Linked DNA regions of Homo sapiens: region 2 is linked to region 1. A link is a loop called in an ENCODE intact Hi-C map of the cell type or tissue named here. Cell type or tissue: dorsolateral prefrontal cortex. All regions are shown on one strand. Links, peaks and the distances in the headings refer to the core of each region. The heading gives the core; the rest is flanking DNA.

Region 1 (16,142 bases), core at 7,933-10,432:
TCTAGGAACTCCCTCAGATCCCAGTTCCTTTAGAAAGCAGTTACCCAACAGAAACATTCTGGGCTGGGAACCAGGGAGGCGCCCTGGTTTGTTTTCCCCAGTTGTAATAGTGCCAAGCAGGCCTGATTCTCGCGATTATTCTCGAATCACCTCCTGTGTTGTGCTGGGAGCAGGACTGATTGAATTACGGAAAATGCCTGTAAAGTCTGAGTAAGAAACTTCATGCTGGCCTGTGTGATACAAGAGTCAGCATCATTAAAGGAAACGTGGCAGGACTTCCATCTGTGCCATACTTGTTCTGTATTCGAAATGAGCTCAAATTGATTTTTTAATTTCTATGAAGGATCCATCTTTGTATATTTACATGCTTAGAGGGGTGAAAATTATTTTGGAAATTGAGTCTGAAGCACTCTCGCACACACAGTGATTCCCTCCTCCCGTCACTCCACGCAGCTGGCAGAGAGCACAGTGATCACCAGCGTGAGTGGTGGAGGAGGACACTTGGATTTTTTTTTTTGTTTTTTTTTTTTTTGCTTAACAGTTTTAGAATACATTGTACTTATACACCTTATTAATGATCAGCTATATACTATTTATATACAAGTGATAATACAGATTTGTAACATTAGTTTTAAAAAGGGAAAGTTTTGTTCTGTATATTTTGTTACCTTTTACAGAATAAAAGAATTACATATGAAAAACCCTCTAAACCATGGCACTTGATGTGATGTGGCAGGAGGGCAGTGGTGGAGCTGGACCTGCCTGCTGCAGTCACGTGTAAACAGGATTATTATTAGTGTTTTATGCATGTAATGGACTATGCACACTTTTAATTTTGTCAGATTCACACATGCCACTATGAGCTTTCAGACTCCAGCTGTGAAGAGACTCTGTTTGCTTGTGTTTGTTTGTTTGCAGTCTCTCTCTGCCATGGCCTTGGCAGGCTGCTGGAAGGCAGCTTGTGGAGGCCGTTGGTTCCGCCCACTCATTCCTTCTCGTGCACTGCTTTCTCCTTCACAGCTAAGATGCCATGTGCAGGTGGATTCCATGCCGCAGACATGAAATAAAAGCTTTGCAAAGGCACGAAGCAGCACGGGTGTGTGCTTGTGTGTGGGGTGGGAGGGCTACCGCCGACTCGTCTGGGCTCTATGCTGTCCTCTGGCCAGGTTTCGTGAGGGGCCGTGGTGTCCCTGGGGGTACACTGGTAAGTTGGAGCTGACCAACCCAAGACATGGTGCTCCATGGGTCACCTAACCTCCTCGAGATGGTTTCCACAGGAGAGAAAGACTGCTCCAACACTCATCAGGCTCCTCTAAAATGCTCCTCATAGCCGGGCACAGTGGCTCACACCTGTAATCCCAGCACTTTGGGAGGCCGAGGTGGTCGGATCACGAGGTCAGGAGATCGAGACCATCCTGGCCAACATGGTGAAACCCCATCTTTACTAAAAATACGAAAATTAGCCTGGTGTGGTGGTGCATACCTATAATCCCAGCTACTTGGGAGGCTGGGGCAGGAGAATTGCTAGAACCCGGGAGGCGGAGCTTGCAGCAAGCCAAGATCGTGCCACTGCACTCCAGCCTGGTGACGGGGAGACTCCGTCTCAAAAAATAAAGTGCTTCTCACAGCGAAGCTGTGACTCCCCCCCCCGCCTTGAGACAGGGTCTTACTTTGGCCCAGGCTGGAGCACAGTTGCATGATCGGGGCTTACTGCAGCCTCAACCTCCTGGGCTCAATCCTCCCGGTTCAGCCTCCTGAGTAACTGGGACTACAGGTGTGTACCACCACACCTGGATAATTTTTTGGTTTTTTTGTAGACAGGGTATCTATGTTGCCTGGGCTGATCTCACACTTCTGAGCTCAAGCCATCCACTGCAGCCTCCCAAAGTTGCTGGGATTACAGGGGGGAGTTACCATGCCCACCAGCCGGCCTTTTACCTCATTTGATAAGCACTGGAGGACATGGGTAACAACGTTTATTAAAATCTGGCCATTTTCTACATCTCAAAGAGGAGATAACCCACCAGAGGCTTAGGTAACATAATTGTGTTTAACGTAAATATACACAGATACCAATAGGCGGTTAAGCCATGGGACAGGGCCGCAGATGGAGACTGCTCAAGGTCAAAGGGGTCTCCAGCTGGGACCCTGCACCTGGTTCGTAGCCCCTCTGCAGACGCACAGTGCCTCACGCCTGCTGCAACCTGGAACCTTGAGGCCTTCATGTCAGTGCAGGACAAGAGTCATGTCTGTCCATAGATTGGGGCTGGAAAGGACTTTCTGCCACTGGAGCTTCGATAGTGAGCATGCATCCCCGCCAACAGCTGTGTCTCCCTCTGTAAGAGAGGAAGACAATTTAGCCATGGTCGGGGAGGGCACCACTTCATCCCCTCTCATCCCTTTAAAAATGATGACCAGCCAGAAGTTTTTCACCTCAAGTCCACATTAAAAGGCCAACCACTGATGACAGACGCCGCCACCACCACTCCCACCCCAACAAAGCTGGTGTTGAGACTGGGATTCACGCAGGCATCCTCTGCTCTGCGAGGCTCTAACAGCCTGGAGTTCTGTAGTTTGAAAGTGAGGCGAGGACTCTGGTTTGGTGGGCTGGGTCTTCACCAAGGGAGTGGATAGTTGCACACCAGCATGGCTAGCTGGGTGGGGCCGTCTCAGACTGGGGGCTGGGCTTGCCCATGGGAAGGGATTCTTAGAGGAAGACAGTATGCTTTGGACAAAATATCTTTGAAAAGCAATGGAGCAGTGAAGCTTATTTCTCTTCAGTCACTGGTTCTCAGTTGGAGGTCCTTGGAGATGTGTGCAGGTGTTTTTGGTTGTCATCATGTCAGGGACACTGCTGGCAGCCAGAAGCAGTGCCAGGCACAGAACCTCACAGCAGAGGGCTGTCCACCTACCATGCCGGCGGTGCCCTGCCGAGCGGCTCTGGACAGCACTGCTGTTCTGACCACTTTTGATGAAGTACTTTCTGAATTGCCATTTGTTTAAGAAGATATTTTCATTTAAGAAAATAATCCTTTTATGATTGACGCCAGAAACAAAAGCAAATACTGTACCTAGCCCGTTTGGAGGCCTATAATTTTTGTTTCTTTAGCAGATCTAAATCTGATTTAAATTGTCAAAATACTTGGCTGTATTATGGCTCAGCTGTAGAGTAAAAACTAGACTTAGGCATTTCCAATTAAGGCAGGCTAGGCAATTTCAAAACCAGTTAAGTCACTGCCCTGGTGGAAGCATTTTCTTTGCACGGTACCCATTAGGATAATCACAAAGTATAAACGTTTGGGCTCAATGTCTCAGACTTACTTGAACCAAGTCTGGTTCCTCCAAGCAAGCGGTCGTTCATTCCAAAGAGGGCCTGATCCCAGACAGTTAACTCCAAGCTTGACTGCCTCAGCTGAGCTGGGGTTACGCCACTGAAGACAAATGAGTGTTTCCACTGGGGGCAAGCCTGCTTCCTCAGGACTGGCGACTTCAGTCTCAGTTTTTGTTGGTCTGGCAGAGTGAGACAGCTGAAGAGGGAACACAAACCCTGCAATCATTGCCATCCACACGGCCTTCTCTCCTGAGGCCTGTGCGTCAGTGCAGACGGGAAGCACTAAGAAAAGTGCCAAGTCCACAACATCCACACCCTCCCCAGTGAAGCAGGGTGGGAACCACAGGACTCGGCACATTTCCCTTAGGGCCGAATTCTGCATCAGGTATGAAGGGCGAGCTGCATGCTGAGGCCTCGTGGCCCTCATCTTAATCTTTCCTCCTTGGGGTGCCTCCCACCATGACTGCAGATACACGTTATCTCCTTTTAACCCTGTTCTCAGGAAAATCAACTCAGACAAGCTTGTCCAAGGCCATGCAGATAAGCAACAAGATTAGAACATAAGCTCAGTTCTCCTTTTTTTGAGACGGAGTTTTGTTCTGTCGCCCAGGCTGGAGTGAAGTGGCACCATCTCAGCTCACTGCAACCTCCTCCCCCCAAGTTCAAGGAAGACTCCTATCTCAGCCTCCAGAGCAGCTAGGATTATAGGTGCCCGCCACCACACCCAGCTAATTTTTGTATTTTTAGTAGAGATGGGGTTTCATCATGTTGGCCAGGCTAGTTTTGAACTCCTGACCTCAGGTGATCCACCTGCCTCAGCCTCCCAAAGTGCTGGGATTACAGGCACGAGCCACTGCGTCCAGCCTGAGTTCTATCTTGACCGTCATTTTTCCCTATGTCACTGACGGGGAGTTTGCAATTCAATGTAATAATGGTATTTGCCTTACTTTTAGAGGGGCCAATGCACCTATACTGAATGAGAATGAAATGTGGACAGTCATGCGTTTTACTGTTGGTCCAAGAGGAGATGTTAAGCTTAGGAAATATTTACTGACCACACCACATTTTCATGCTTGATTTCAAAACTGGCTTCCTGATATCACAGAACTGAGAAGATTAGGGTTTCGAGTACTCCAGCATGTACACATCCCGTGAATTTTTGGAAATCAGGGTCTTTAATATGTGTTGTTAGATTTTCATAGGAAAGCTAAAATAAGACGTTTTAAGTGGCTTACGTTTTTTAGTGTTCGCTGCAGGTTCTGGGCCATGTTGTGATGTATACTAGATCACCAATAAATATTTGATTACATCGAATACCTACCCCTTAACAAATGAGTTCAAGGTGCCATCTGGCCGCACAGGTAAATTCTTGGCTCCTAGCACTACCAAACAAAGTTGACCATGAAGTGATGGCTGATCTGTCCCTGGAAGGAAAGCCAGTATTCACTGTCAAACCATGTCTCCTGATACGTTAGTATGCAGTACCACCACCCCAAAACCGAGAGCTCAGCTAGAGAATCTGCTACAGCCCTCAGACCCCGAGAGAGCAGATGGGAGTGGTGCAGTGGGCTCTGCTGGCCCTGCCCACAGGCTGTGGCGCTGCCCACACCGTGCCGCTCTGTGGTCAGGTGGAGGACAGGATGGAGGGATTACTAAGATCCTAGAAAAGAGTAAAGAGGAACGCAAGGAGAGGGAAGATGCCGAAGTTTGAGTCTAGTTGTAGCCAGAAGTTTGGGGGAAAGTGAGAGCCCCGAGACCCTGTCTAGGAGGTTGGGATGGCCATGGGGCACTTGCTGCTGGTCTGCTGGTGACCCCGTGAACTTGGGTAGCAGAATTTCCTCTTCTAGCCAAATAGGGAGTCAGCAAAATACACAACAGAAATGTGCATTCTGGGCCGGGCGTGGTGGCTCACGCCTGTAATCCCAGCACTTTGGGAGGCCAAGGTGGGCGGATCATGAGGTCAGGAGATCGAGACCATCCTGGCTAACATGGTGAAACCCTGTCTCTACTTAAAGAAAAAAAACAAAAAATTAGCCGGGCATGGTGGCAGGTGCCTGTAGTCCCAGGTACTCGGGAGGCTGAGGCAGGAGAATGGCATGAATCAGGGAGGCGAAGCTTGCAGTGAGCCAAGATCGGGCCACTGCACTCCAGCCTGGGTGACAGAGCAAAACTCTGTCTCAAAAAAAAAAAAAAAAAAAGAAATGTGCATTCTCCCAGTCCTCCTTCCCCGCCCTCCTCCTCCTCCACCCTCCTGCTTTCCACACGCCCCACGTTATTGAAGGAGTAAAATCTCCATAGGGTCCCTGAGGACCCTCCCTCCTGACCTACTTCTTTTGCTGGGCAGCAGCTACCCACATGCCTGGGGGCGGGGATTTATCTCGTCTGAGCCCTGCAGGTACCAGTGCTCTTGGCTCCACATTGTCATGGAGCCTCTGCTCTTCAGGAGGGGCCACGGTTTCCCCAGAGACCATCCAATCTGCCCCTGGGAGGAAGGCCTAGGGCAGTGTCCTTAGAGGAGCGTAGAGAGGGCATCAGAGGCCTTGTCTGCTTCTGGTCACCCGTTTCCCCCACTACGGGCTCCAGAGAACCTCTCCCGGGCTCGCTGCATGGCTCAGAAAGAAGAGCTGCTGGAGCTGGGCACGGGGACGTAGAAAGGAAATGCTAGAAAACTTTCACCCCACCTCAGTCTGCCTGCAGCACCAGGCTCTGCAGACAATGACACAGACAATGTCCAGGGAGCTGGAGGCCACTGACCTTCTTGAGCCTCTTGGAGTTTTCTGGGCCGTGAAGGGAGAACCAGCTTAGCCCGGACTGTGAGCTCTCCATTACTCTGAGGAACGCTGTCTTCGTATTTCTCCGCCTGGGGACAAGAGGCAGAGCTTAGGGACAGGATTCCCCAAGTCCCAAGAACCTTCTGGGTTCCTCTGGTTGTCTCAGCTTCGTCCACAGATGCTTCCCCCTGGCCCCTGCAAGGCCCTGGGTGGAGCAGGTGTGTCCGTGGCAGGACTGGTCTTCCTTCCATCTATGGTTTCACTCCCACCCTCCCCAACCCCAGCATGGGGAGGAACAGCTTGGCCACCCCAGCGAACCAGAGCCAGATGAGCCTGAGGAAGTGAAGGGACTCAAGGGCACTGCACACTCCCTAAGACATTTCTACGAAAACCCAGACACAGCCTGAGTTTGAAAAACAGAAATGAACTCAAGCCTCCACCCCATCCACCCCACCCAGGTCAGTAGAGATTCACGCTGCCCTTCCATGCCAAGGACTGGCACAGACACTGGGGACAGCATGGGGTGTAGTCTCTGTCCAGAGCCACAGGGGGTGGCCCCTCAGGGTGTGGTGAGTCTGAGGACACCTCCCTGCCCACCGAGGCACTTCTGTCATGAGTGGTTTTACCAGAAAGTGAGTGAAGAGAGGGCCGGGAAAGAGATGAGCCTGAAATCCACACCATCCTTCTCCCAGTGGGGTGGGAGGAGAGTATTGGGAAGAGTCTAGAGCAGGGTGTGTCCAGTCTTTTGGCTTCCCTGGGCCACACTGGAAGAATTGTCTTGGGCCACACATAAAATACACTAACAACAGCTGATGAGCTTAAAAAAAAAATCACAAAAAAACTCATGTTTTAAGAAAGTTTATGAATTTGTGTTGGGTTGCATTCAATGCCATCCTGAGGCCAAGCATGGTGACTCATGCCTGTAATCCCAGCACTTTGGGAGGCCAAGGTGGGATCACCTGAGGTCAGGAGTTCGAGACCAGCCTGGCCAACATGGTGAAACCCCATGTCTACCAAAAATACAAAAAAATTAGCCAGGTGTGGTGACGGGCGCCTATAATCCCAGCTACTAGGGAGGCTGAGGCAGAGAATCACTTGAACCCAGGGGACAGAGGTTGCAGTGAGCCAAGATCACGCCACTTCACTCCAGCCTGGACGACAGAGCAAAACTCCGTCTCAAAATAAACAACAACAACCAAAAAACAGAGCCGTCCCGGGCTGCAGGTTGGACAAGTTTGGTCTTGACACATCCGGTCCACCATGGCTCCTGCCAGCACTGAGAAGCAGCCCTCTCAGTTACCCTCAGAGGCCTCAGGACTCCTGGGAGCCCGCGTGGGCCAGCCCGTCTTCCTGGCCCTCGGGTGCCAAATGAGGTATGGCTGCCTCCAGCCTCAGCGGCCAGAAACCGAGGCGGAACAGAGCCCAGGGGCGGGTCTGTGGGCGGACTCCCCACCCTACTGGCTTTAGGAGGGATGCCTTGCAGCTCTGTGCCACCTGCAGCTCTGTGCCACCTGCAGCTCTGTGCCACCTGCTCCTCACCCACTTGCCAGAGCAGGCTCAGTCTGATGAGGCCTGGTGGCCGCCTGTCCTATGCCAAGCCCTGTGCTTGTTCCAGGCCTTGTCTTCGAGCTGATGACAGAGGTGTGGGAGAGGCAGGGTGCACGGGGGATTCAGCCTCGGACAGAAGGAGTTCAGGCTGGAAACTCAGGGCGTCCCGGAGGAGCCAATGCTGTTCTGAGAGATGACAGAGCGGGGGTGAGAGGAAGGCACGGAAGGCATGGAAGCCAGATGCTTCACCCACCCGCAACGTGGCTGGGGCAGGAGCAAAGGGACACTGAGGCTAAAGATCAGGCCGAGATGGCAGGCGTCCTGAGCTCCGGGTCCTGGAAGGGAGGCCACTTCTGGTAGGGGTAATCAGGAATGGCTTCCTGGAGGAGGTGGGTTTTGGGTCGTCTTGGGCTGACCTTGGATAGGGGATGCATTCCAGGTAGGCACTGGGAAGGGGAGGTCTAAGCCCGGACTCTAGCTTGGGGGAGTCAGCACAGGCAGTGGGAGAGTGGGCATTGCCTGGAGGAGCAGGGAGGGGGCAGGTGGCTCACCAGGAGGCCTCAGCTGAAACCTGAGAAGCTTCCAGGCAGAGATAATGCGAATCCCAGCTGCGCTGGCTCCGGAGAGGAAAAGAAGCCAGATGGCCCTTGTGCCTTATGTCCAGGTCGGAGCAGAAGGCTGGGCCTGCCGTGGGCCCTTGGCTGAGGGGAGTAGTCCATCCCGCTGGGTTTTTTTTTTTTTTTTGAGACAGAGTCTCGCTCTGTTGCCAGGCTGAAGTGCAGTGGTGCAATCTCGACTCATTGCAACCTCTGCCTCCCAGGTTCAAGTGATTCTTCTGCCTCAGCCTCCAGAGCAGCTGGGACTACAGGCGTGCACCACCACACCCAGCTAATTTTTGTATTTTTAGAGAGACGGGGTTTCACTGTGTTAGCCAGGATGGTCTCAATCTCCTGACCTTGTGATCTGCCCGCCTCGGCCTCCCAAAGTGCTGGGATTACAGTCAAGAGCCACCGTGTCCAGGCTCCCCACTGGGGTTTTTAAAGAGATGGCAGAAGCCCACGTTTTTCATCCCTCGTGGTCTCACATGAACTCTCTCCCAGTCCGGGATCTGGACACAGCAAAGTACAAAGCAGCGTCTCCGAGAAATGCTAACCTCTCTCCCAGGCCTCTCCTCCTACCTGCATAGCCTGGGGGACACGGATCCTAAATGGAGTCCATCAGCTCCTCTGACCCACCCCCAGCCCACGTGCTATCTATCTCCCGCCGTGCAATTCCAAACCAGGAGCTGGAGCCCCACATCCTAGCCAGGGCGGCCTCTGCCTTCCTCACAGCATCGGGTCCAGCCATTTGTCACCTATTACTGTTAGTTATTGTCACCTATTATTGAGAGTGCCTGGGGTTGAAAGGTTAGAAACAACACACTGTAGCCCCCTGGGGGACCGCATAGCTGCGGGCGGTGCCCCCAGGGAAAGGCATGGCCAGCTTCCAGCAGGTCAGCCACCAGCAAAGGGAGGCCTCCGCCAGGGGAAGCCACAGGACCTGATCCAGTCTGGTCTGTGTATGATGCTGAGGCGGGGGCTGTTCGGGTACCTGAACAGAGCTGAGCCAGTTAAAACAAACCCTCCGCCCACCCCACCCACAAGAAAGTAACTATTTCAAAGTCACAGCGCCAGGCCGGCGAACACACAGTCTTGGGTCCAAGTCTTGCCAGGTACGTTTTCTCTTCTGGGATCTCTCTGAAAAGTTATTTATCTATCACAGTGGGGATGGAGGGCACTCAGTCCAAAACCAGACATCACCTTGGCCCGGAGCGGATGCCAGCGGAAGGACTGTGTTGTGCTGTCTTCAAAGTCCCACGTGGCCAGAGGAATGATCACTTCTCCAAGAAACACTCTCCGGGCCAGCGTGCCCAGATGCCACACCGAGACCTGCAGCTGCCGGGTCACCAGCTGGGCAGGGGCCACCTGATACTGCAGAGGCAAGGAAGAGATGGTCAGCTGGGCTCCCGGGGCCCGCACTCCTAGGATCCCCATCTCTGGACCCCACCTTCCAGGGCCCCACTTCCCGGGGCCTGGCGCAGGCCTCCCTCCCACAGGCTGAGTCCAAGATGCGGATGCAGCCAGGGACCTGATGTGGTTAGGGTGGGTCAAGGTGCTTACAGCCAGGGTGGGGCGGGGGGGTCCTCTCTCTGCTCAAGAACCCCTCCCCCTACTCCCCAGGTGCCCAGTGCTCTGCCTGGGGACAGGCAAGGGTAGCCCTGGTAGCCTCCCACCCCCAATTCCTAGAACAAGACAAGGATGAAAGTCCTTGTCCAGCTCACGCCTACTAGAAATCAAGCCAAAGTCTATGCTCGCACAGGATTTGAACTTGCATCTAAACACTGCACCCAGCCAGGCTTGGCCAAAAATAATGATAACAGGCCCAAAAATACTAAAAAAAAAAAAAAAAAAAAAAAAAAAAATTTTTTTTTGAGACAGGATCTCGCTCTGTCACCAGGCTGGAGTGCAGTGGCACGATCTTGGCTCACTGCAACCTCTGCCTCCTGGGTTCAAGCGATTCTCCTGCCTTAGCCTCCTGAGTAGCTGGGACTATAGACGCCCAACACCACGCCCGGCTTGTTTTTTTGTATTTTTAGTAGAGACAGGGTTTCACCACGTTGGCCAGGTTGGTCTCGAACTCCTGACCTCAAATGACCCACCTGCCTCGGCCTCCCAAATTGCTGGGATTACAGGCGTGAGCCACTGCACCAGCCTGCATTTATTTATTTATTTTTTAAAGCAAAGCATGAACTCCCCCCTCCTCCATTCCCCGCAACACCACGTGTTTGCCCTGGAGGGACGGTGCCTGTGCTCAGGCATGCAGGGCCTGTGCTGGCTTGGCAGAGGCCAACACGATGTTCTTACTGTCCACACAGGGGGCTCCCAACACACCCAAGAGTGACGAGGGAACCCATTCCCCAGCCAAGCATGGGTTCTGCCCCATAGAGACTAGAGGCCGAAGGCCCCTCAGTGGCACCCAGCCCTTCCCAAGGTGTGGCTGACTCCACCTCAGCCTCTGAGGGCCTCACTTTAAGCTTATTAGTTGGATTTTCTCAATAATGAACAAACCCTACAAGTTATTGAACACTTATTTATTTCACACCAGGCTTTCTAGATGCATTGATCTTTTTAGCTTTCACACGCACCCTATGAGGTCAGTATAATTCAAACCATGTTGCAGGTGAAAAAAAAGCAGCTTGGAAATTCAGTGACCCTCCCTCCCTTGGTCTGGTAGCCGACACTGCAGGCCAGATTCACGTGCACTGACTGTGTCCAGGCCCGAGTCTCGCTGCTGACCTCTGTGGCCCATGCTGCCCCCACTCCGGCGCTTGTTTGGGGTTTGAATGGTGACTCCTCGTGACACGGCTGTTGCTGTGAGGCTGGACACTTGCACCCATTTGCAGCAGCTGTGCGGTTTGTTTGCTTTGGGGTTCATCTCCTCATGCCCACCTTTACCCATCTTTCCAATCGAGGAACGAGATGGAATAAAACAGGAACTGAGACACGGTAATTTCCCTCCTTCAGCCTCTGCAAACAGAGGGGAGGCGCAGCAGGGCCGTCCCCTGCTCTGTTGGGGGCTGCCTGTAGGCTCTGTCCACACTTCTGATGTCTGCGGGCCAGGCACAAATGGCTTGGCTGGCCAGGTTAGCTTCCTCAGTTCATTCCTCCTTTTCCTCCCCGCTGGGGTGGCTTGTGGCCATGGAGATGGGCATTTCTTGGGTCACATTCCCTTTTCTCCTGCCTTTGGGTAACTTTTAGCCAGTTTTCCCTCAAGTCTATGGGTCCATATCTTTTTTGGGGGGACAGGATCTCACTCTGTCACCTAGACTGGAGTGCAGCAGTGCCATCTCAGCTCACTGCAGCCTGCACCTCCCAGGCTCAAGCGATCCTCCCACCTCAGCTTCCCAAGTAGTTGGGACTACAGGTAGGCGTCGCCATGCCCGGCTAATCTTTTAATTTCTTGTAGAGATGGGGTCTCTCTACATTGCCCAGGCTGGTCTCGAACTCCTGGGCTCAAGCCCTCCACCCGTCTCAGCCTCTCAAAGTTCTGGGATTACAAGCGTGAGCCTCCACACCCAGCCCATGGGTCCATTTCCGACTCTGCCCCACATTCAATCTCTGTCTATAAACTCTGGATTGATGTGATTATTCCCCATATTCCAGCTACACTCCTTATCAGTTAGTCCAGGCAGCTGGCCAGCTGCATCTGCTGCCCTCTGAGAAATGAAGCGGTTACTAGAACGCCACGCCACTTAGCAGGGTCGGGCTCGGGCCCCCAGGCAGCTCTCTCATCTCCAGCTGTGTGTGGGCGACGCTCAGCCACTTCTCCTGGGTCCTTACCCATTGCTCGCCCCTTTCTGTCAATAGGACTACTCCCTGCTACATACAGAATCTACCTTTGCTTTGTTTTGTTTTGTTTGTTGAGACGGAGTCTCGCTCTGTCGCCCAGGCTGGAGTGCAGTGGTGTGATCTCAGCTCACTGCAAGCTCCGCCTTCCAGGTTCACGCCATTCTCCTGCCTCAGCCTCCCGAGTAGCTGGGACTACAGGTGCCCGCCACTGTGCCCAGCTAATTTTTTGTATTTTTAGTAGAGACGGGGTTTCACCGTGTTAGCCAAGATGGTCTCGATCTCCTGACCTCATGATCCGCCTGCCTCGGCCTCCCAAAGTGCTGGGATTACAGGCGTGAGCCACCACACCCAGCCTAGAATCTACCTTTTCAAACCAGACCTATTTTCCATAGCCCTGTTAGGTCCACAAGGCTTGCTCCAGGCTCAGCTGGGAATGAGGTGTAAGGATCATTTGAGAGCAGGGCCAGGCAATGACCAATGTCACCCAGTGAGATCACTTCATCCTCTCCAGGCCCCCAGGACAGTGGTGTCAAATGGGGTACAAGTCTCCCTGGGTCCAGAAAGGCTTGCCAAGAAGTACTCTGCTCAGAAAAATTTGAGGATCAATTTCTAGATCCTCGCATTTGATGTGCACTTCTCTCAAAACTGGCTGGAGACAGTTCTCACAGCCTCATCCACCTGAATCGTACTCTGATGGCTCACCTCAGGTCGCACAAAGCCTGGGTGCTGCACAAAGGTGTGATTGTGATTGGAAATACTGGCTTCTAGCGAGACTTTTAATGCTGGATCGGCCTCCCCGGCTTCCCATCCTTCGCATCTTATGCATATTTCTATTAAGGATGAGGCTGGCCGGTGTTGGGTTATTTTGCATTTAGGATCAATTAGAGATGCCGATTATTTTAATTGTAACTGGAAAGTTTCCCAGGACTATAAAATATTCACAATATACTAGATAAGACCCATGGATAAAAATTTTAAGTGATATCTTTGAGATTCTGTGTACATTTTAAGGTAGGTAACCTTTTAACTCCAATTATATAACTACATTTTTTTTTTTTTTTTTGAGACGGAGTCTCGCTCTGTCACCCAGGCTGGAGTGTAGTGGCGCTATCTCGGCTCACTGCAAGCTCTGCCTCCCGGGTTCACGCCATTCTCCTGCCTCAGTCTCCCAAGTAGCTGGGACTACAGGCGCCCGCCACCACGCCCGGCTAATTTTTTGTATTTTTAGTAGAGACGGGGTTTCACCATGTTAGCCAGGATGGTCTCGATCTCCTGACCTCATGATCCACCCGCCTCAGCCTCCCAAGGTGCTGGGATTACAGGCGTGAGCCACCGCGCCCGGCCCAGAATCTGCATTTTAAAAAAATCCCCAGTTCTAAGTACAGGGGCATCTTAGAAAATAAGAAATTTAGGCCTGGCGTGGTGGCTCAAGCCTGTAATCTCAGCATTTGGGAGGCCGGGGTGGGCAGATTACCTGGGGTCAGGAGTTCAAGACCAGCCTGGTCAACATGGTGAAACCCCATCTGTACTAAAAACACAAAAAATTTGCTGGCCATCGTGGTGGGTACCTTTAATCCCAGCTACTCAGGAGGCTGAGGCAGGAGAATCGCTTGAACCTGGGAGGTGGAGGTTGCAGTGAGCCAAGATCATGTCACTGCACTCCAGCCTGGGCGACCAAGAGTGAAACTCCATCTCAAAAAAAAAAAAAAAAAAAAGAAAAGAAGAAATGTTTTAAAAATGTAAATCCCCATGGGATTTTACGCACACAAATTTTGAGAACTGCCAGTCCTTTGTGGCTTTGAGCTGTATTTCTAAGGACTCTCTAGGTCTCAGTTTCCCCGTGGGTAAATGAGGATTCTAATAATTACCCCAGGCTGTATATAAAGCACTTGGCCACAGTAGGGACCCAGGAAACAAGGGCTATTATTATTTAATGAACTCAGGGCTCTGTGCCAGCTGCCCAGATGGCCCCTGGCTGGCAGCTCACAGACACCCCCTACTTGCCAAGAAAGGCAAACAAAGCCCTCTCCTGTCATAGGCATGAGACGAGGGGACCTCTGGCTGCCCAGCCCCGGCAGGGTAGCCTCTGCAGCTCTGGGCTACCCCCCTCACCCTGCACCAAGATTGGGGCCACCACAGCCAGCTCTCTGCAGATACCAGACCTCAGCTGCAGCCTTCCACCCGACATCAGAGCGCATGGCCCCATCTCTGCCCTCAACCATCAATCACATTTCCTAGTATCATAGAAAGTGAAAACCCAAACAATTCCTTTGTAAGATTTTTCATAAAAGGATTCATTTAAAAAAAATAAAATTAGAAGAAACCTGAGTTTGTCAGAAATACAATAAAGGGGCACTTTTACAAAGACAGTAACTCAGGAGTTTAATTTTCAGGGCACTCTGTCTGAGAGCACCTCTTTGACAGAAACATTCACTAAGACAAACTAATGTTTAAAATTATCCTGTGCCCCGGTGTTAGCCCGAGACAAAGAGGCAGCCAGGTTCTTTTTCACCATCTTCTCAGAAATCATTAATCAAAAGCCATTCCTGAGTCTGGCAGACTCTGCACTTTTCCTGTACAAAGGCTGACATTTATTTTCTACCAACTTAACACTGATTGACAGAGCTGCGAAGAAACATATAGGTGTCTGTATTATATCTAACTGAGTCAAGAGTTTGAAAGCACCATCCACTGGACTCTGCCCCAGGCGCTCCACCCGGGCTCGGGAGGACTCTGCACAGGAATATCTGTCCAGCAAGTACCTTCAAGGTCTCCTGAAAGGTCGGGTCCACGGTGTTCCTTTGGACTCCAGTCTTGCGCTTTCCCTGGGAGGATCTGTCGGGCAACAGGTAGGTCTTCACATACCTAGGGGCCAAACACAGCGGGGACAGAGTGAGAACTCAGGGAAAGGGGTGGATAAAGAGTTTGGGGGCAGCAGAGAACCCACATGCCAGCGTTTTCTTTACCAGGCTTCCTGCTGGAATTTTTGGGTTGATAGAAAGGACTTAATAGCCTAATAGTGAGCAACGTTAGTGCTGGGTGGGCAGCTTCTGATCCATGCAGTCTATGGTCAAATGCTAGCCACATAACCCTCTGGAATATTCCTGGGGGTGTGAAGCTCGTCCTGCCTTCCTCAGGCCCTACTCCATTTGGCGAAGACCATGGAACTAGAGATTCTCTCGCCTGCCTGGATGTCAAGGCCATGAGCCGGATTCCCGTCCCTTCTGCCACCCACCACCTGCAAAAGAAAAAAAAGTGGAAGTAGAAAGCATATGCCTCGCACTGTGCTGTTTCCTTGCAGGGGCCTCAAAGACTCTGCTCCTCCCAACCGCTGAGAAGTGGGATTCTGCTGAGTCTAGAGGTCGCACGCAGCATGACAGATGTCTCCATCTGCACTCACCCAGCCCCTGAAATCCAGGCGGAGAGGAAGACATGTCCTGTCCTGTTCTAGGCTGACCCCTCCATACAGGCCCCTACGCTGCCCTTCATGGCTCCTCTGGCAGCCCCAGTGATGGCAATGACCCCCCAACCAGCAGCAGCCCAAGCCCCCTCTCCACAGGCTAGAAACAGGCTCTACTTTCCAAAGTAAAAAATCACAGTGAGCCTCCTCTATCTGTGCCCTTCTTTAGCCCCAGTCTTGGGTCTCTTCTTCCCCCTAGGTTAAGCTTTTTGTGAAAATACTCGAAATCGGCCAGGAGGCCAGGCGCAGAAGCTCACAACTATAATCCCAGCACTTTGGGAGGATGAAGTGGACGGATCACCTGAGGTCAGGAGTTCCAGACCAGCCTGGCCAGCATGGTGAAACCCTGTCTCTACTAAAAATACAAAAATTAGCCAGGCATGATGGCATGTACCTGTAATCCCAGCTACTCAGGAGGCTGAGGCAGGAGAATCGCTTGTACCTGGGAGATGGAGGTTGCAGTGAGCCGAGATCGCGCCACTGCACTCCAGCCTGGGCAATAAAGCGAAATTCCATCTCAAAAAAGAAAAACAAAACAACCCAAAAACTGGCCAGGCACCTGGCTCAGGGAGGATTCCATAAGCCAGGAATTTGAGACCAGCGTGGGCAATACACAGGGAGAACTCATCTCCACGAAAAATTTA
Region 2 (4,393 bases), core at 736-3,235, 57 kb before region 1:
TTCTGTCTCTATGAATTCGACAACTTTAGATACCTCATGCAGGTGGAATCGTGATAGCATTTGTCCTTTTGTGACAGTCTCATTTCCTGTAGCATAATGTCTTCAAGGTTCATCCATGTTGCAATGTCAGAACTCCCTTCTCTCTCTTATTTCTTATGGCAGGTATGTTTTCATTTCATTTTGTTTTAGAGGTCTTTTATGATAGATCAGAACTTAAAAGATGTTTCTGACATTTGATAAAGTGAAGATAGTTGTGAAACTGTTAAGGAAAGACAGTAGCCATCACCTTGTGTATTAGAGCCAGAGTTACTCTTTGAAAGACTGTATTCTGTATAATATCTACAATTAAAATTTTTAAACTTTTTTTGAGGCCAGGCGAGGTGGCCTGATTACAGGCACGAGCCTGTAATCCCAGCACTTTGGGAGGCTGAGGCAGGCAGATCACATGAGCCCAGGAGTTCGAGACTTGCCTGGCCAACATAGACTCTGTTTCTACAAAAAATAGAAAAATTATCTGGGTGTGGTGGCTGGCGCTCTGACTGAGGCTGAAGTGGGAGGATTGCTTGATGAGCCCTGGAGGTCAAGGCTGCAGTGAACTAAGATCAAGCCACTGCATTCCAGCCTGGGCAGCAGAGTGAGATGTTGTCTGAAAACAAACAAAACCCCTTTTTTGAGAGGCTTCCTTTTAGGTCAGCCATACCTGTCTGCCATGGGAAATTTCTCCCTGCCCCCTCTTTGGCAGAGGAGGGTCTTAGAGATAAGTTAAACACACTAAGCCTTTCTGTGTGTAAATTATATTAGAGCCATCCCACAAATCACTGAGAAGAGCATCGTAGGTTGCACATATTTGAATATGACATTTCTTAAGGCTGTTAGAGAGGATCCAGTTAGTTTTGGTTTGGTTTGGGGTTTTTTTGCTGCCTTAGTAAATGTTAAAATGAAACATCCACCAACAGCTCTGTGGATGTGTCCTTTAAACAAAGGTTTATTGATTCTAATTATTCAAGCCTAAGTTAAGAATGTTAGCGAAGAATGTTAGGTGGTTTTCTTGGGCTTAATGTTTAACAACTGGATTAAGGGGCAAACACACTTAAAGGATGGATACCTCTGAGTAGTTGGCCTTCCACCTGATTCATTGCAACTGTTAACCCTTGAATTCAACGGGCAAAGTATTTTTGATTGATTTGCCTGAACTGAGTGAGTGGATGACTTTATTCATAAAACAGTATAACTGAAAATACTCATTTCCTGTGTTTTCTCCTAATACTGTTTCCCAAAAGCAACAGTTACTTAAAAGACTGAGGCGGTACACAGTGGCTCATGGCAGTAATCCCAGCACTTTGGGAGGCCGAGGTGGGCGGATCACAAGGTCAAGAGATCAAGACTATCCTGGTCAACATGGTGAAACCCCATCTCTACTAAAAATACAAAAATTAGCCGGGCGTGGTATGGATGCCTGTAGTCCCAGCTACTTGGGAGGCTGAGGCAGGAGAATCGCTTGAACCTGGGAGGTGAAGGTTGCAGTGAGCTGAGATTGCACCACTGCACTCCAGCCTGGCGACAGAGTGAGACTCTGTCTCAAAAAAAAAAAAAAAAAGACTTTATTCATCAGCAAGCGGAGTGACCTGCACAGAGGGCGAGGCAGACCTTGTTCTCTGGAAGCTTAGTGTCTGGTACCTGGGCCAAGATGCGGGGTAAATGCTGAAATTGAAAACCCGCTAAGTGCTGTCAGACTGGGAAAGAGCCTAGGTAACGTCGAGAGGAAAATCTGATGGGGAAAGGAAAATCATCTGATGGGGAAATTGGCAGACTGTATTGAGAAGTAACACTTCAGCTGAATCTTGCTTGAGGGCTGGGGGGCGCACGCGGCAGCACTCCACAGGGAGGAACAGCTGTGGTTTGTTGTCTGGTTTTGCTTTTCCCACAGCTGCTTAGGGACTCTATTCATGTGTGACTGGCTGACGTCCAAGGAGGGTGATTTGGGGTTCCAGAGGGAGCCTTGGCCTCTGTTCAGGCCAGTCCCCAGGACATGGTGTGCTGTGTGGCCTTGTGGGTCTGCCCCATCTAGGGAGAGTTGTAGGAGTTGGTGCTCAGATCATTGGTCCCGGAAGCATCCTCTCTGCCCGCCCCTTCATGTTAGGGTGACTGCGGAGCGCCTTTCTCCCACACTTGCTTTCTTCTGCCCAGTGGAAAGAAGGCATGGGGAGTGAGCAAGGAACACTGCTGTAGTTAAGCTCTGGAAGGAAAAGGGGATTGTGTTCAGGGCTGAGATCTCTTTAAGCTGTCATGAGAACCATAGAGCTGAACTGCCTTTAAGTGGCTCCAACACATCTTACCTGTTCATTTCTGAAGTGTTATAGACATTTCTAATACAAAAGCAGGTTTACCTTTCATTAGGAAAACTCTGAAAGTGTGTTCACATTTCTACTGTGCCAAAATTTTAAGGTAATTTCTGAGATTACCTTGCCTCTTTGGGAATACATAACCTTTTCTATTAAATATTTTAACAGGGACAGTTTACTGAATGTACTCCCCCCTCACAATCCCCTCGCAATTGAGGAGGATGCGTAGCATCTGTTTCCACCCCTCCTCCTCCACGAGGGGCAGTGGTGAATTAGGTAGCTAACATTTTGCCATGTGGCAGTGAGAGGTGCTGGTAGGATGAGTGATTTGCCATGATCACGCTGTAAGGCACAATGAATGTATTTGGATGTTCACAGACACAGTCCCTGTCAGTGGATTTACAGTCTGGTTTCGGGGACAGACAGCAATCCCAGAGTAAATGTAAAACTGCAGCTTCAGAGAGTATGCCTGAAGAGGGGTACATGAGGCCTGAGAGTAGATGAAGTGTGTATGTGCTGGTGGGGGTGCAAATAGGGGAGGTCAGGAAGGCATCCTTGAGGACGTGACCTCCCTGGGCAGAGGTAACAACGTGTGCAAAGGCCCTGTGGTGGGAGGAAGTAGTGTGAGTTTGGGGTTTCACATGAAGCCCAATGTGGCTAGAGAGGAAGACAGGTCAGGCCATGCCTTGTAAGCCATTCTTGGGTGTTTTTTAGTTTAACTTGGGGTTTTGACTGGGAGGTGACATGATCAGATTTGCCTTTTGAAAAGTTGACTGTGATCTGTAATAGGAAAATCACAGGAGGCAGGAGACAGCAAGGGTAGTTATGGTAGACCATTGAGGGAGCTCATAGCTTGGACCAAGGTGGTGGTGGTGGGAACAGAAGTGGATGCATTTGAGAGTTCTTTGGGAGGTAGAATTGATAGTGCCTGGTGATGGGTTGGATATGCAGGGCCAAGGGTGGTGTCGAGGCTGACTTCTCGTTTCTGGCTTGCGCAAGTGGATGTGTGGTGGTGCCATCGCTGAGGTAAGTAATCCTGGAGAAGGACCAGGTGTGGGGGAAGGTGGGGAGTCTGGATTTGTTGTTACATGTTAATAAGTTTGTGACAATCGTTGATGAAAAAAGTCCTTGCCTTCTTTCATTACTACATCCACTGCCCCCCAAAATATTAAAGGACCAGACTCCTTAAACTACGTTATTTTTAAATCCAAATAATTCAGTAGCTTTTTGTTTTCCCTAGTATATGTACACACCGTACATACCTAAAGTTAAGAGGAAGGGTTAATTTAGTGCAGTGTTCTCAAAATTTTGTGTACACAATTGTCTGGAGACTGTTGATTCCTGGGTCCCTTGAAGAACTAATGACTTCCATCTCTAGGGTGAGGTGCAGGCTGGGTGCTTATGTTTTAAATAAGCTCTCCAGATGGTACTGCTGATTCAATAGGAAAAGGGCAGTTATTATATATTCCTTTCTCCTGCACCCCAATCAAGCCCAGTGTGATTTCAGAGCACCCATTTGGGTGAAAGCAGTCACTTGATGCCCAGCCGCCTTACAGTCCGGCTGAAATGCCAGGAGTGCTGTTATTGGTATTTGGGACTCGAATAGGGGCTAGGATGACTCTGTGAAAAAGAGCCATAAAAACAAGAATTTCATAGCTAATTTACTGCTTACCTATACTTGGGCAGGCCATTCAACATAATATTCTTCTGACTTGAGTTTCTCTCTGCAGGGAGTCCAGTAACAGCTTCATTTGGCAGTGCCCAGTGGTCTCTCACATTTTGGCTCTTTGTTTTCAAAGAGAAAAAAAGAGGCTAGACCTTCCCTATAAATGGTAGGGAAGTAAGAGATCCCATTCCTTGTTCCTCTTTTATTCCTTCCACACTGGCCTCTTTTGTTAATGAAATAATGTGAATTTTTTTTTTTTGGAAACAGGGTCTCACTCTGTCACCCAGGCTGGAGTGCAGTGGCACAGTCACAGCTCACTGCAGCCTCAGTGCCCCGGCCCCCACCCTTGGCTCAAGTGATCTTCCCACCTCAGCCTCCTGGGTAA

Evidence for each region. Peaks named below come from ENCODE experiments on the same cell type or tissue, not always from the same donor. Only the 100,000 strongest peaks of a DNase experiment are listed, where the experiment ranks them.
Region 2: it touches region 1 in a loop (2.2-fold over the local background); 5 of 110 quality-filtered maps call a loop at or near these places.

What each region holds. Positions count from the first base shown.
Region 1 is chr6:158,750,689-158,766,830 of GRCh38, reverse strand. It overlaps SYTL3 (synaptotagmin like 3), which reads right to left. Exons shown (of 18, transcript NM_001242394.2): 13 at 14,801-14,903; 14 at 9,450-9,620; 15 at 6,086-6,191; 16 at 4,653-4,755; 17 at 3,322-3,527; 18 at 1,960-2,336. The coding sequence ends at 2,227. EZR (ezrin) reads left to right here. Exons shown (of 14, transcript NM_001111077.2): 14 at 1-1,083. It overlaps MIR3918 (microRNA 3918), which reads left to right and starts at 2,078; the gene lies at 2,078-2,170. RefSeq lists a silencer at 3,680-3,974 and enhancers at 7,113-7,788, 10,936-11,520. In dorsolateral prefrontal cortex, for the core only: no CTCF peak of the experiment used is centred there; no DNase peak of the experiment used is centred there.
Region 2 is chr6:158,811,750-158,816,142 of GRCh38, reverse strand. The region is part of intron 2 of EZR (ezrin); the gene reads left to right. Among named protein-coding and RNA genes, the nearest start is that of EZR-AS1, 4.0 kb to the left of the region's middle. RefSeq lists a silencer at 39-98 and an enhancer at 2,876-2,925. In dorsolateral prefrontal cortex, for the core only: no CTCF peak of the experiment used is centred there; a DNase peak (open chromatin) is centred at 2,032; H3K4me3 peaks cover 1,598 bases; H3K27ac peaks cover 1,444 bases; H3K27me3 peaks cover 1,443 bases.